2 separate regions of the Homo sapiens genome follow, and region 2 is linked to region 1. Evidence: read pairs that join two places in POLR2A ChIA-PET (ENCODE). Cell type or tissue: PC-9. All regions are shown on one strand. Each heading gives the region's core, and the rest is flanking DNA. Links, peaks and the distances in the headings are about the cores only.

Region 1 (10,804 bases), core at 2,851-7,850:
CTCACGCCTATAATTCCAGCACTTTGGGAGGCCAAGGCAGGCGGATGACTTGAGGTCAGTTTTGGAGACCAGCCTGGCTAACATGGCAAAACCCCATCTCTACTAAAAATACAAAAATTAGCTAGATGTGGTGGCCCATGCCTGTAATCCCAGCTACTTGGGAGGCTGAGGCAGGAGAATCACTGAGCCCAGGAGGTGGAAGTTGCAGTGATCTGAGATCGCACCACTGCACTCCAGCCTGGGCAACAGAGCAAGACTCTATTTCAAAATAAAAAGTAATAGTAATAATAAAATAACATTTATGCTGAGACTTAAATAAGGGCAGACTCTTTCCGAGGAAAAATGTAGAACTTGCATTTATTAAGTACCTTTAATTTAAATAATTAGCACAGCAACCCTATCAACCAAGTATGATTATATCAGCTAAATATCTTTATCCCCATTTCATAGATGAGGAAACTGAAGCTCAAAGGGATTTTATAATTGGCCCAAGTTCACAGAGTTAGTGAGGAATTAAATTCAGATTGTCTGATGGTGAAGTCTATAGTTTTTCTAACAACTCTTTGGCCTAACTTTAAGGGGTAGCATGGGAACGGGATGAAAATGAGATGGTGGAGGGAGGAAGGGAGGGAGCACAGGAAGGGAGGGAGCACAGGAAGGGTGGAGCCAGGGCCATTGGGCATTTAAAAGGTTAAGTGGGGCTGGGTGCAGTGGCTCACGTCTGTAATCCCAGCACTTTGGGAGGCTGAGGTGGGTGGATCACCTGAGGTCAGGAGACCAACCTGGCCAACATGGCGAAACCCCATCTCTGCTAAAAATACAAAAATTAGCTGGGGGTGGTGGTGCACGCTGGTAGTCCCAGCTACTTGGAAGGCTGAGGCAGGAGAATCACTTGAACCCGGGAGGTGGAGGCTGCAGTGAGCTGAGATCGTGGCACTGCACTCCAGTCTGGGCGACAGAACAAAACTGTCTCAAAAAAAAAAGTTAGGCCAGGCGCAGTGGCTCACGCCTGTAATCCCAGCACTTCGGGAGGCCGAGGTGTGTGGATCACTTGAGGTCAGGAGTTCGAGATCAGCCTGACCAACATGGTGAAACTCCATCTCTACTTTAAAAATACAAAATTAGCTGGGCGTGGTGGTGCATGCCTGTAATCCCAGCTACTTGGGAGGCTGAGGCAGGAGAACCTGTTGAACCAGGGAGGCAGAGGTTGCAACGAGCCGAGATCGCGCCACTGCACTCCAGTCTGGGCAACAAGAACGAAACTCCATCTCTAAATAAATAAATAAATAAATCAGGGATAATAATGGCACCAACCCACATCACCATAGGTTTGTCAAAGAAAAACTCTGAGGCAAAATCTTCAGAAAAGGAAGGCAACAAATGACTTGCGAAGAGTGCAAGAGTTAAACTTCAGGACTGACCCTCCAAATATAAAAACATAACTGTAGCATTTCAGTAAAACAAACAAACCCTCAAGACCACCAGAGCTAATATAATCGGTTGAATGGTGGCCCCCGAAAAGATACGCCCATGATTTAAGCCCTGGAAGCTGTGACCTTATTTAGAAAAAGGGTCTTTGCAGATGTAATTAATTTAAGGATCTTGAAATGAGATCCTCCCGGATTATTGACATGGGCTCTAAATCCAATGACAAGAGTTCTGATAAGAGGCAGAACAGGAGAAGACAAGGGCGACAGAGGAGAAGGCCGCATGAAGACAGAGGCTGAGATGGAAGTGATGAGGCCACAGACAAGAAATGCCTGGAGTCACCCACCAGAAGCCAGCAGAGGCAAGGAAGGAGCCTCCCCTAGACACTTCAGAAGGGCATGGCCCAGCCAACACCTTGATTCTGGACTTCTTGTCTCCAGAACTATGAGAGAGTAAATTTCTGTTGTTTCAAGCCACCAAGTTTGTGCTAACTTGTTATGGCAACTGGGAAACTAATATAGTTTACATTTGTCTGCCCATTATGAAAAACAATGACTTTCTCACATGATTACTACATTTACTAAGGCCACGACATCTTTAGACACCAGCATAACAAAAACTAGGGACAGGAATTTTTGTTGTTGTTGTTTGTTTTTTCAGAGCAGGGTCTCGCTCTGTCACCCAGGCTGGAGTACAGTGGTGTAATCTCGGCTCACTGCGGCCTCAACCTTCCGGGCTCAAGTGATCCTCCCACCTCAGCCCCTCAAGTAGCTGCCCGGCTATTTTATTATTATTTTTTAAATTTTTTGTACAGACGAGGTTTCACTGTGTTGCCCAGGCTGATCTCAAACTCCTGAGCTTAGGCAACCTGTTCACCTTGGCCTCCCAAAGTGCCGGGATTACAGGCGTGAGCCACCATGGTTGGCCAGGAATTGTATTTGTTAAGGAGTCTAAAGTTCACTGACAATAATCAAGGTTTTATTATTCTGGGTACAACAACTAGTTGGAGTTGAACCTGCTAGTTTTGGTTTATCTTGGGTTGCAAAATATTTTGTTTTTGTTTTCCTGACAATGGCATACTAAATGTTTGCTAACTTTGGAAGCAGGGCAATTTTTTGCTTCTACAGATTGTGATGTGATTAAACAAGTTGGTCAATGTAAATGCCCTTAGAACAGCTGGCACTAGTAAGCATTCTGTGTGTTGGCTGTAGTTGTTTTTCTTCTTTTTGTTTACCTGTTTGTTATAAACTTTCTGCAGTGGGTATTTGTGCCCATTTTTTCCTAGTTCAAATGCTCACTCATATTAAGACCTAGGCCAGTTATGGTCAAAGAGCCACAAGTACTTGAACCAGTTTCTCTAGGCCCCAGCTCAAGAGACTCAAGTTAACGGACCCTGCTTAATCCCACCTCCTTCATAGCTCTGGGACTCTGTTTCATCCCTCTAGGTGCCAGTAGCTGTCTTTTTAATAATAAAGATTTATTTATTTTTTATTTATTTATATATTTTTTACAGACGGAGTCTTGCTCTGTGGCCCAGGCTGGAGTGCAGTGGCATGATCTTGGCTCACTGCAACCTCTGCCTCCTGAGTTCACGCCATTCTCCTGCCTCAGCCTCCTGAGTAGCTGGGACTACAGGCACCCGCCACCACGCCTGGCTAATTTTTTTGTATTTTTAGTAGAGATGGGGTTTCACTGTTCTAGCCAGGATGGTCTCGATCTCCTGACCTCGTGATCCGCCCGCCTTGGCCTCCTAAAGTGCTGGGATTACAGGCTTGAGCCACCGCTCTCGGCTATTTATTTTCGAGACAGGGTCTTGCTCTGTCACCTGGGATGGAGGGCAATGGTGCAATCCACAACTCACTGCAGCCTTGATCTCTTGGGCTCAAGCAATCCTCCTGCCTGACTCCCGTGTAGCAGGAACTTCATGTGCCACCACACTCAGCTGATTCTTGATTTTTAATTTTTTTTTTTTTTTTGAGACGAAGTCTCGCTCTTGTCCCCCAGGCTGGAGTGCAGTGGCGCCATCTCGGCTCACTGCAACCTCTGCCTCCCAGGTTCAAGCGTTTCTCCTGCCTCGATCCCCTGAGTAGCTGGGATTACAGGCGCCTGCCACCACAACCGGCTAATTTTTGTATTTTTAGTCAAGATGGGGTTTCACCATGTTGGCCAGGCTGGTCTCAAACTCTTGACCTCAGGTGATCCCCCCGCCTCAGCCTCCCAAAGTGCTGGGATTACAGGCATGAGCCACCGTGCCCAGCCAACTTTTAATTTTTTTTTTGTAAAGATGGGGACTTGCTTTCTTGCCAGACTGAAATTGTTTGTGTTTGTTTGTTTGTTTGTTTGAGATAGGTCTCACTCTGTTGCCCAGGCTGGAGTGCAGTGGTACAATCTTGGCCACTACAGTCTCCACCTTCCAGGCTCAAGTGATCCCCCAACCTCAGCCACCTGAGTGGCTGTGTACCACCATACCTCATTACTTTTTGTATTTTTTGTAGAGACTGGGTTTTGTCATGTTGCCCAGGCTGGTCTTGAACTCGTGGGCTTAAGTGATCCACCCGCCTCAGCCCCCCAAAGTGTTGGGACTACAGGTGTGAGCCACTGTGCCCAGCCAGAAAATTTTGTTTTTAGAGAAAGGCTCAGGAGTGTGGCTGAGTGTTGGACAGCCCCCTACTGGAGCAAAGGCAACCAAGCTCTCAGTGGTCCCAGTGGGAGAGTAAGAAGGGTGGGGAGCAGCTGGGGTGAAAGGATACAGTCAGCATTCATCAAGGGATGTGCTGTGAGCAGGGGTGGAGCTCCATGTAACCCCCAGCTTTCCCACAGAGAGAGACTGAGGACAGAGGATATGCAGTTACCTAAGGGGCAGCTCAGTCATGGGGTTCAGATGTGACCAGTGTGTGCATGAGCCCAGAGGCCAGGAGCACAGTTGTGAGAAGGCTGGAGCATGGCCTGGGATTAGAGGGGCTGTCCCTCTGACTGTACAGACAGTCAAATACCTACACCAATCCAGGAAGTTCATTCATTCATTCCTTTATCCAGCAAGCATTTCATTCATTGAGTCTGCAGATATTTATTGAGCACCTACTATGTCTCAGTTCAGGCATTGAGGGCTATAGCAGGGAACACAACAGAGAGAAGTCCCTGAGGAGTTTATCTCTAGTTGGGGAGACAGATGGCAAACAAAATAAACAAGTAAAATTTCCAGTGGGTTAAATAGTGATGAGCGCTAAGTAGAAAAACAAAGTAGGGAGGAGGATAGGAAATGTTGGAGAGGGAGCTGTGATATTAGCCCCATGGAAGTCCTCACTGATAAGCTGACGTTTGAGTCAACACCCAAGAGAGGGCGGTGATGGAATGAGTCATGCAGGTGTCTGGGGAAACATGCATCGAGCTTCCTAGGAAGCACAGCCTCCACGGGTAGGAGTCGGGGGCCCAACCCTGGTAAAAATCCAGTGGAAAGCCACAGGAGGAACAAGCACCTGGGTTGGGTTTTTCACCTTGCAAAGGAATATACAAAATGTTCCCCCTTGTGTGTGTTTATAAATGAAAACTGAGGATCATGATAAACTACATTCAGTAAAGAACAAGACACGTGATTTCAAAATCTGTACCAAACTTCATCTCCTTTCTTCTAAGAGATTATTTGTATAAATTATAGATCATAGCATAGAATGGTACTTTGGTAACCATCTGGTGTTCATGTTTTGAACTTGCCAGATGATTAGAATCCACCAGGATGCTAGGTTTAAAGATACAGATTCCAGCTCCCTGTCCCCACCCCTGATTTAGGGAAGGGGCCTGTGACTTTGTATATTTAACAAACACTCAAGGTTATTCTGTTACAGGAAAGTCTGGGAGACACAGATAGGTTTCAAAATGAGGAAATAGAGGCCCAGATAGAGGGAATGTCTTGCTCAAGGTGGAACTGGTCAGTCAGGCAGAACTGGGAATAACATCTAGATTTCCCAACTCTGTTAGGCCAATGAAAGTTTTTTGCACAGCACAAAGATCACTTATGAAATTTAAGTTCAAGATACAACAAGACACAAAACATAAAAGCAGATGCCAGGCCAGACATCTATTAGGAGCACCAGATGTACCTGGGACGAACTGGTTACTGTGACTGATCACTAAACTCAGCAACCAAGGGCTCTGGCAGCCAAGTCTGCAGCAGAAATGGGTTGGGTTATTCCATTCCATTCATGGGGTCCAATAAAGTGATGCATAATAATTTCATTTGATAAGAAAAGTTTTTTCCTTTAACAAATTTTAAAATCTTCCAAACCCTCAGCTTCCTATTATGATAATTACAAGAGAATACGAAAAATAAGGATGGAAAAAAAATGGTAAAAGGAGAGATCTATCCTGTCCCAGTGAGAATGATTTCTTCAGTATAATTTATCTCCTGTGGGTAGTCTGGAGTCTCCACCCTCTCATAGGCCCTCAATGACTATGTGTTTGAAGGGCCTTCAGGATAGACTTCTTGAAAACAGATCTTTCTCTGATAGTGCCTAACATTCTTCACAGTGTGGGCCATGAGGCCTGAAAAGGACAAGCACGGTGAGACCCATGGCGAGTTGTAGGACCCTCTGGGCCTTTGTGGCCCACCTGGGAAGGGGAATGTATTAGTCTGTTCTCATGCTGCTAATAAAGACATGCCCATACTGGGTAATTTATAAAAAAAAGAAGTTTAATAGACTCATAGTTCCACATGGCTGGAGGCCTCACAATCATGGAGGAAGGCGAGGAGCAAAGGCACGTCTTACATGGCAGCAGGCAAGAGGGAATGAGAGCCAAGCGAAAACGGTTTCCCCTTATAAAACCATCAGATCTCATGAGACTTATTCACTACCATGAGAGCAATATGGGGGAAACTGCCCCCATGATTCAATTATCTCCCACCGGGTCCCTCCCACAACACGTGGGAATTATGGAAGCTACAATTCAAGATGAGATTTGGGTAGGGACACAGCCAAACCATATCAGGGAATAATAAAGCCATAACCTCCTGAAGGGGGTGGGTGTGATGCCCTCCTGAGCCCCTGCAGCTAGAGCATCTGTGACGCACTGCCCAGCTAGTCTGGGCAGGAGCAATGTGTTGGAGTTTGTGCACATGTGTGTGTGCTGGGCGTGCGATGAGCACCCTGCCACACATGTGGGAGCTCAGATGCCACACTCTTCCAGAGCTGTGCCACAGTTTGACTGATCTGTGACTGCAACCGCTCCAGCAAAGCTGGACTCTTGGGGAAAGAATTTTCTCTTCCCAAGCTTGCTGTGTGGGCCCGTGGGGAGACACACAATTGCCTTTGTCATTTGTTCTTCCTGTGTGGGGACAAAAGCCCTTTCACTTGCTGTGGAATGTACAAGAAGTTCTGTGCCGAAGGGCTGCCAGGCGCTGGCCTGGAATCCGACAAACAAGGAGGAGTTGGGGAGATGGCCGTTTCAGCCTGAGGCCCCCCACCTCCTGGTCCTGCCATGCATCTGTGTGGTCGGGGACTGCCAAGAGGGTCCCCACCGTCTGCTTCTTCACCACTGTGTGCACCTGCATCACTGCCACAACCCTGTCTTAATCATGGCCTGAGACACTGCAGCCTGCCACAGGCGGGCACTGTGCCAGGCATGGGTTTTGTCAACTCATTCAACCCTCCCAACGAATGCTGTTATTCCCACTTTGCAGCAGAGGGAACTGACCTTCAGAAGGGAGGGTCTGGGAGGACAGTGCTGAGACTGAAACAGAGGGGCTGGGACATGGTAGGAGGAACAGGACACCACAACCCCTCACCCTGCACTCACAGCTCTAGGGCAGAATGGAGCCTCAACCCTGGGTGTTTATGCTGTGAGCTGAAGTTTAAGCAAAACAAAAATAGAGAACTTAGGTGGGGTTGGGGTGGGGGTAGAACCCGCCAACACGAAACGTCATCGTGGTACAAGTGGCCTTTTCTCATTGCTATTTACATCCCCGGGTGTTTCTATCAGCCCAGAGCCAGAGACTCACCACAGAGCAACCTGTTGCCAGAATGCTGTGGGGGCTGCGCTATTTTAGGAGCAAAGTTTTCCCAGGTGGCTATATTGTCTGCATTTTTCTCACCAGGGTAGGACAATTCATAGAGCCACTAAAGCCAACCACAGTGTTGAACTCTGCTCTAATTTTAAAATGTAAATGAGCAAGCACCAATGGGAAGTGGCCAGGAGCAGACCAGGGCAATCAGCTCCCAGGGGAGCCCCAAGCGTCAACTCCCAGGTAGGGGGTAAGGGTGAGGCCTGCTGGGTGGGGAGTGGACTAATACAGAGGGCTGGGAAAGAAATGTGTGTGTCTAAAAGCAATTTGCATTAGGCCTTTCAGAGCCCAAGTCTGTGGGTTGGCTTGCACAATCTTGCAATCTTACAAGCAAGAGAGGAAGAAAGGAGAGAGGGGAGCCAGGGGAGAAGGGTGTGGGGATCAGACAGGCTTTTGTATGTGATCTTGTTTAAGCAAGACTCTTATCAAAGAGTAATCCTAAACTTTGCGCTTTCTTATCACCCAGCTCCCTGGGGAATGGGTAGGTGACTTTTGAGTTCCACAAGGGAGGATTAATTGCCTGTTAGAGATCAGAGCTCCAAGTAAGCAGATAAGGTTGATAGAGGTGGGTGGGGTGTGGTGGTTTACTTATGTCCCGTGGAGATGTTCTTTGCTCTTATTATCTAGATTCACGTTTTCTGTGCACAAGCCGAACACTGAGGGCTGAGGAGAAAGCTGCCGTCTAGTGAACAGAGCAGCATTGGAGGGTGTGCCTGCTCTGTGCCCCATGCTGCAGATGCTGAGCAGGGGTTGGGATATCAAAGAATGAAGGAATGAGCCATGCTGCACTGTTCAAGAAGGTCCAGTTCTGTGGTGGTTGTGTGAATACAGGACATTCTTTTCTTTCTTTTTTCTTTTTTTTAGACTGGGTCTCATTCTGTCACCCAGGCTAGAGCGCAGTGGCAAGATCCTCAGGCTTCCATAACAACTGTGAAAGTACTGACTGAGTAGTTAAGTTAAATATTAAAAGCTGAAAGGGCCAGTGCCCTTATACAAAGACTGGAATGTAACAAAAGCCCACCAAGAGTTTTGCCTAGGCCTTTCCTGGGCCTTAAAGCGTGACAAAATAATGGAGGAATTCTTAACAGGATCCATTTAGGATTAAACAAATTTTATTGGGGGTCTGAAGAGACTCCCCAGGCCTCCACAGACAAGTTTATTGGGGTCCTGAAGGAACTCCCCAAACGTCTGTGATTTAGCAGGAGACAAGAGTAATCAGCTGGGCACAGTGGCTCATGCCTGTAATCCCAGCACTTTGGGAGGCTGAGGCGGGTGGATCATCTGGGTGGATCACCTGAGGTCAGGAGTTTGAGACCAGCCTGGCCAACATGGTGAAACCCCGTCTCTACTAAAAATACAAAAACTAACTGGGCGTGCTGGTGCACACCTGTAGTCCCAGCTACTCGGCAGGCTGAGGTGGGAGGATCACCTAAGCCTGGAAGGTCAAGACTGCAGTGAGCTGTGATCGTGCCACTGCACTCCAACCTGAGTGACAGCAAGACACGGTCTCCAAAAATAAAAAATGAAAAAAAAAATTTAAAAAGTTTAGTGAGGAAAGAGTGTAACAATTGTTGTGTATCAGTTCTCCACATGTCTCCAAAATTTGGCTCCAGAATTCTGACTTTCAGTTGAGGCTAGAAGGTGGCAGGATAAGCCGGGCATGGTGGCTCACACCTGTAATCCCAGCACTTTGGGAGGCCGAGGTGGGTGGATCATGAGGTCACGAGTTCGAGACCAGCCCGGCCAAGATGGTGAAACACCGTCTCTACTAAAAACACAAAAATTAGCTCGGCATGGTGGCATGTGCCTGTAATCTCAGCTACTCAGGAGGCTGAGGCAGGAGAATCGCTTGAACCCGGGAGGCGGAGGTTGCAGTGAGCCGAGATCGTGCCATTGCACTCCAGCCTGGGTGACAGAGCGAGACTCCATCTCAAAAAAAAAAAAAAAAAAAAAAAAAGAGAAGGTGGCAGGGTATAGCCTTATGTCCTTGTGGGGTCACTTTGAGGGATTGAGGGAGGAAGTCTTTGCCCATGAGAGTAAAGGGAGAAGCTTCCGGGAGAAGCTCATGAGTCAGGAGCTGGTGGAGGGGCTGGGATCCACAGGCCTCTGAAAAACACCTTGTACACGAAGGAAATATATCAAGCTGTTTTAAAAGATTATCTCAATTTCGTAATTATGGATTATTTTATTTTCTTCCTGTGCTTTTCAGGATTTTCTTAATCTTCTACAGTGAAAAATAACCAGAAGAAACTTTTTTTTTTTTTTTTTTTTAAGAAAAGAGCAGCACTTTTTGGAGTAAGAGGAAAGCAGTACTGAGTTCACAACTGCTACTAGAAGGAAGCTGGTCAGGGAGGGGACTCAGACAAGGTGCTGCAAGTCCCAGTCTTAATGTAAAGCAAATCTTAATGGAGAGAGGTTCTCTTTGTGGAGGCCAGGGAAGCTCCATCAAGCAGCCTGTGTAGGCAGTCCTGACTGTTGAATACTGATGTAGTGTGGAAATTAAGAGGATTCAGGAGTCATACAGAACTGGGTTCAAATTCTCACTGTACGGCCGGGCGTGGTGGCTCATGCCTGTAATCCAAGCACTTTGGGAGGTCCTGGTGGGCAGATCACTTGAGGTCAGGAGTTCAAAACCAGCCTGGCCAACATGGTAAAACACCGTCTCTACTAAAAATACAAAAATTAGCCGGGCATGGTGGTGCATGCCTGTAATCCCAGCTACTCGGGAGGCTGAGGCAGGAGAATTGTTGAACCCAGGAGGTAGAAGTTGCAGTGAGCTGAGATCGCATCACTGCACTCCAGGCTGGGTAACAGAGGGAGACTCTGTCTAAAAAAATAAAAAAATAAAAAATTCTCACTGTACAGTTGACGATTTGTGTGTCCTTGGCAGACCATCTACCATCTCCAAGCCTCAGCTTCCTCACTTGCCACAACATTGCAATATCTTTTAAGGTAGCAAATACTCAATAAATGCTAGCTATCCTTATCATGGAGATTTAGCCTTTCAAACATCCCAGGGATAGGAAATTGCAAAAAGATTCTGAGCCTCCACCATGGGTATTTCACTAGCCTTGTCAACCAAACAAAACCAGAAGGGAACAGGTTGCAGGCAGGCTTGCAGGGAGATGGAAGCCTCAGTTCCATGAGGTCACTCAGCTATACACAAGCTGTATTCCAATGTTGCACTTTTACATTCCATTCTGAATGTCAAATTCTCTGGGTAAAGTTTGTGGTCCAAAAGCTCTAATTAGGTGAAGGCAGAATAATGGTAAACATTTTCACAGTGTACTTATATCAACAACCTGCCTGGCATAGAGGAGA
Region 2 (5,000 bases), core at 1-5,000, 270 kb after region 1:
CACTGTTCTGTGAGTCCTGGTCTTGCTCGGTTTGCTCTTCCTACCCACATCCTCCACTAAGCAACGCCCTGTGCCTAATGATCGTGGGACCAGGCTTACACTCACATTCCCCACAGGGCCCAGCATGGGACCTTGGATAAGAGACCCATCCAGACAGTGACTTAGAATCCGTGAGTGAAGGTAGAGCAAGGAACTGGCAAGGAGGTCCCCTAAGGACAGAGCTCCACTTCCCACCTTGCCAGCCACAACAGTATAGGTGCCCAAGCAACGCCTCCTAAGTGGAACTGCAAAGTTTGCTTCCTGACCCTGGAGATACACAAAGAAGGCGGTGTTATGCTTTATCAAAGGATTCTTCCTTGGATTTCCCAAAATAGCCAGCTCCCCTTATATAATCCATAGGATTAAAGTGACGTGAAATCCTTTTCAATCACCATTTAGGGACAGTTACCGTGCAATGAGAGCAAGCAACTTCAGAATTTCTTTCGACCTGAAAACCTAAAGTCCTCTGAGGTAAGACCAGTGTGGGGAGTGGCCCTTAGAATGGTTGAGAAGAAGAGCTGGTCCCACCTGGAGGCAGGACCTCAGCGGGGATGGCTGGCTCCCTCCCTCTACCCTGGACACAGCAGGCACAGCCAGAATGCTTCTCACAGGCCAGTCATGACACTTGCTCATCAAGAGCTGGGGTGGAGCCCTGGAGGCCCTGCTGTGACTGGTGTTGGCCCTTCAGATGCTGGGGAGGTCTGGGGGTTCTGGAGGGGTCCAGGCAGTGGCTATACAGCAACCAGTATGGAAGTCCAGTCATATTTTCACCCAACCAGCTGCCTGGGCAGCCTGCGAAGAGTTTGAACCACCGAGGGCCAGACGGCAGCACCTCCCGGTTCTCACCAGTGGTGAGTAGTGAGGCCCTTTCTTCTCAGTATCACTGATGAGCAAGACCACGGTACTGTCAGGGCCTGCACTTGATCACTGCCCGGAGGTTCTACCAGCCCACCTGAGGGTAGCACACAGGCCTGCTCCATCGGAGGGTCCCTACCCAGACTGCGAAGGCTGCAGGTGCCACCCGGTGAGGCCAGGCCTGCCCCTGGCAGTTGCCCCTCTGATCTTCTCTCTCAGCTGGGCCTCTGCCCTAAGACCTGGGCTCCCAGCTTCATGAAGCCCTCTGATGTCCTTACTCTCTGCCCATCTTTCCATACTTTGTCTCTTAGATTGCAACTTGGTAGAGAATGAAGAGGGTGGAATTTGCCCCAGGATTTTCAGAAGAGGGGATTTCTGGACAAGTATTTTTCTTCCTCACTGCATCCCCAAAATGCCTTTCCTGACCCTGCACACGGGTTGCCCCCCAGATACCAACTCTCCTCTTCATTTTCATCCATCCCAAGCCTGGCTTTAAATCCCACCTCTCTCAATTCTTAGGATGCCCTGCACCCATCTTGGAACATAGAACTAACGACCACCTGGCTTGCCTATCAGGTCCCAAGGGCAGAAACCGGGATCCCCCTAGCATGGACTGCACGGACCTGAGTGCACAGCTGGCAGGACACAGCCCTGAGTAGGAATGACCCCAGTGGGCAACTGCTGGGGACAACTGGTCTTGCCACTGTACTCTCCTTCCGCAGGTTTGCAAAGGATCCAACACTCCATAAGTATCAGGGGCCTGTGCTTTCGGGAATATGAAGAAGAAAACACAATGGCTGCCTTCGAGACAACAATTAGAGCGCTATAAATGACACACTGCCCAGAGAATCAAGGGCTGAATTTTTGGATCAGACTCAGTACAGGGGAAGAAACAGGAAAGGGGTCTTGCTGGAGCTGGTGTTTGGTGAAAAGCAGGGTGGAGTGGGACTTGGCTGGGAGTCAGGGAGAGAGAAGAGGCTCCGGTGTGGAGGGTGGGGCAGCTGGTTGAAGCAGCAGGTGTCAGTGAGGTGGGAAAGCCCCTCCCTCAGTCAGCCAAGTCCCCTGGGCTGGGCTGGTTCCTGGGGACAGCTCCCTGGGGACAGCTCCCTGGGCAGGCCAGCCCTGCTGCATTCCCCGGGCCCTCTGCAGGCATCACACTTCTCTCTGCCAGAGCCCCCTTCTCATTTTCTTCATCTTTGAGGGCCGGAATGGGTCTAGGGCAGACCCGACCACACCATGTGCCTGGCAAAGAAGTGGATGAAAACTGAGCTGGCATCACAGTAAGTTCTACCAAAGGCAGGCTGTACCTTTGCAGCTGCTGACATTCCATTAGCATGAGTGGCCCAGAGCGGATTTTCTCAACCCGACCACATCCTTTCTGGGCTGGGGCAAGTGCTCCACCAGTCACTCTGGTCTGATCTTTCACTCCAGGATCCTGGGAGGATCCAGATTTGCTCCTGAGATTTCCTTGGGCTGGCAGGTGAGCGCTGCCAGAGGGATTTTCTTCCACAAAGAACCCTGACCTGTGGTCCTCACCTTCTGTGCCTCTGTATGGCCTTCACAGCTTTCCCACTCTGGCTCTACCCTCCCTTCCTGCCATCCTCCCCATGACCTTGGGCGCTGGTACACTGATCACATGGGTATTAGCAGCTCCCTGAGCCTCGGAACAGGCTCCGGGACTCATCCGTGCTGTGCTTCTGCTGTAGCCTCTGCTGAGATCACCCTTTCCCCTCTGACATTCAGCCAGCTCCTAACCAGATGTCGCCCTCTGGCTTTCTGTATCCCCATGGGGGCTGTGCACAACCCCCTCTAAGACAGCCTTCCTGATGTCAGGATGTGGTTATCTGTGCCTCTGCTGGCTTGCCTCTAGTTCACTGCAGAACTTTCTCCCACTTCCAACAGGGATCAGCAAACAACTCCACTCCCTCAGAAGGAGCAACTCAGCTGCTCTTCTGACTAAGGAGCACAGGCCCCCTCTCCATCCTGTCCACTGCAACGGGTAGCTGCTTCTCCTCACCCACCTATCAATGCTTAGCCCATTTCTTCAGGAAGCCTGGCGGAGCCCTGGCATGCCGTCAGGACTGGTGGGTGACATTCTGGGGCCCTCACAGCCAGGGGGAATCGAAGCTGTGGCCACAGCCTCACCAGAACGCTGTGACTCCTGGGGGAAGCTGGGGGGAGGCTGCTGGCAGTCGGGGCTGGGGATAGAGTAGGCAAGCCTAGGCTCCCCTTCCCCTTGCTTACCTGTCTTATAAACCAACTGAGCCTAAAACACCACTTGAATAAAGGATTCTGAGACTAAAAAAACTATTTCAATCCCACGGCTCCAGCCCTCCTCCAAGATGTCCCTATGTGACCACGCTGTCCTTCTCTGAATGTCTGGCACTGTGTTCCATTAGCACTTAATTACTTTATACATATATATACACACACACACACACACACACACACACTTGGGGCTCAGGACACACCACCCTAAAATATGACTGTTTGAGACCAGAATATGCCACCCCAAAATATACTTTGGCATATTTTATATTTTGAGTTGGTTATTCCGAGAAACTGCAGACACAGAGTAGCTCTGAAAAGCTGCCCTTTTATAAAAGAAATTTCCTTTTTTTTTTTAAAGAGACAAGGTCTGGCTCTGCTGCCCAGGCAGAGTGCAGTGACGTGATCATAGCTCATTGCAGCCTCGATCTCCTGGGCTCAAGCAATCTTCCTGCCTCAGCCTCCTGAGTAGTTAGGACTAACAGGCATGGGCCACCACACCCAGCTAGTTTTTTAATTTTTTGTTAGACGGGGTCTCACTATGTTGCCTAGGCTGGTCTCAAACTCCTGGGCTCAAATGATCCTCCTGCCTCAACCTCCCAAAGCATTGGGATTACAGGCATTAGCCACACTGCCTGGCCTAGAAACTTCCACCTCTCAGGGAAATCTACATTAGTAAAAGTATCTATAAAGAAGAGGGCTGTTCCTGACAACTTCTATCACCCGAGAGATTTTTATCTGCATAACAAAAGGACCTTTATTCATCATCTCCTCTCTGTCACCCTCCTATAACTTGTCTCTACCACCCGCAGGAACCCCAATCCCCTTTTCCTTTCTGTAGCTCCAGATGCTATTAAGCTTCAATCATCCCGTCTTTCTTCGAATCTCATACTTGGTGGGACTTCTGTGCATACGTATATAATTAAATACGTTTTTTTTCCCGTTAATCTGTCATTTCAATTTAATCTGTAGCCCAGCCAAAGCCCTCCTCCCTAGAAGGGTGGAGGGAAGCCATTTTCCCTTCCCCTACTATGTATATAATCTTTTTTTGCCACCTAGGCTTAAGAGTTTAATAGTAAACTCATATCAAGCTTTTTTTTTTTTTTTGAGACGGAGTTTTGCTCTTGTTGCCTAGGCTGGAGTGGAATGGCGCAATCTTGGCTCACCGCAACCTCTGCCTCCTGGGTTCAAGCAATTCTCCTGCCTCAGCCTCCTGAGCAGCTGAGATTACAGGCATACGCCACCAGGCCCGGCTAATTTTTTGTATTTTAGTAGAGATGGAGTTTCTGCATGTAGGTCAGGCTGTTCTTGAACTCCTGACCTCAGGTGATCCACCCACCTTGGCCTCCCAAAGTGCTGGGATTACAGGCTTGAGCCACCGCGACTGGCGTATCAAGCATTTTTAATGTCAGACATTCTAGAATCAGTGTGCAGCCAGCCCGGCCTATGGATGGTGAAACCACCGTTTATCTTGTCCTGTGCCTCATCGTGCGTCCCCACCTGGTCTGCAAGTGCCTGCAGGCAGGGCCCCGCTGCCCTCCCCCAGCGTCTGGCACAGTGCTGAGCACACAGTATCTGCCTAGTCCTGGAGCCTGTTACTTGATTCCCCATAGCTGCAGTGTGGGCCGGACTCCCACAGCTGACAAGCAGAGCGCTGGCCAATTCCATTCCAAACTGTCCAGAAGCAAAGTTTTCCTCCCTGTGAAAGCAGGACCTGGGGAGGAACAGTGGGCTCCAGATGTGGAATCTTCTGGCTCCTCCTGACTGGGGTGGGGGTGGAGGGCCTCCATCCCAGGGGACAGTCACTGGGCAAGGCCAAAAAGTATCACTGAGGAGAG

What was found. ChIA-PET counts read pairs that join two places held together with the same protein. Peaks named below come from ENCODE experiments on the same cell type or tissue, not always from the same donor. Only the 100,000 strongest peaks of a DNase experiment are listed, where the experiment ranks them.
Region 2: POLR2A ChIA-PET joins it to region 1 with 8 read pairs; 9 of 35 experiments call an interaction of 5 or more read pairs at or near these places.

The regions. Positions count from the first base shown.
Region 1 is chr2:47,307,229-47,318,032 of GRCh38, reverse strand. The region is part of intron 3 of EPCAM-DT (EPCAM divergent transcript); the gene reads left to right. Among named protein-coding and RNA genes, the nearest start is that of BCYRN1, 23 kb to the left of the region's middle. RefSeq lists enhancers at 6,912-6,981, 8,242-8,431. In PC-9, for the core only: a CTCF peak has its summit at 4,960; DNase peaks (open chromatin) are centred at 4,772, 5,352, 7,072 and 7,652; H3K4me3 peaks cover 1,235 bases; H3K27ac peaks cover 4,198 bases.
Region 2 is chr2:47,041,023-47,046,022 of GRCh38, reverse strand. The region is part of intron 15 of TTC7A (tetratricopeptide repeat domain 7A); the gene reads right to left. Among named protein-coding and RNA genes, the nearest start is that of TTC7A, 100 kb to the right of the region's middle. RefSeq lists an enhancer at 1-218. In PC-9, for the core only: no CTCF peak of the experiment used is centred there; a DNase peak (open chromatin) is centred at 2,252; H3K4me3 peaks cover 1,281 bases; H3K27ac peaks cover 4,310 bases.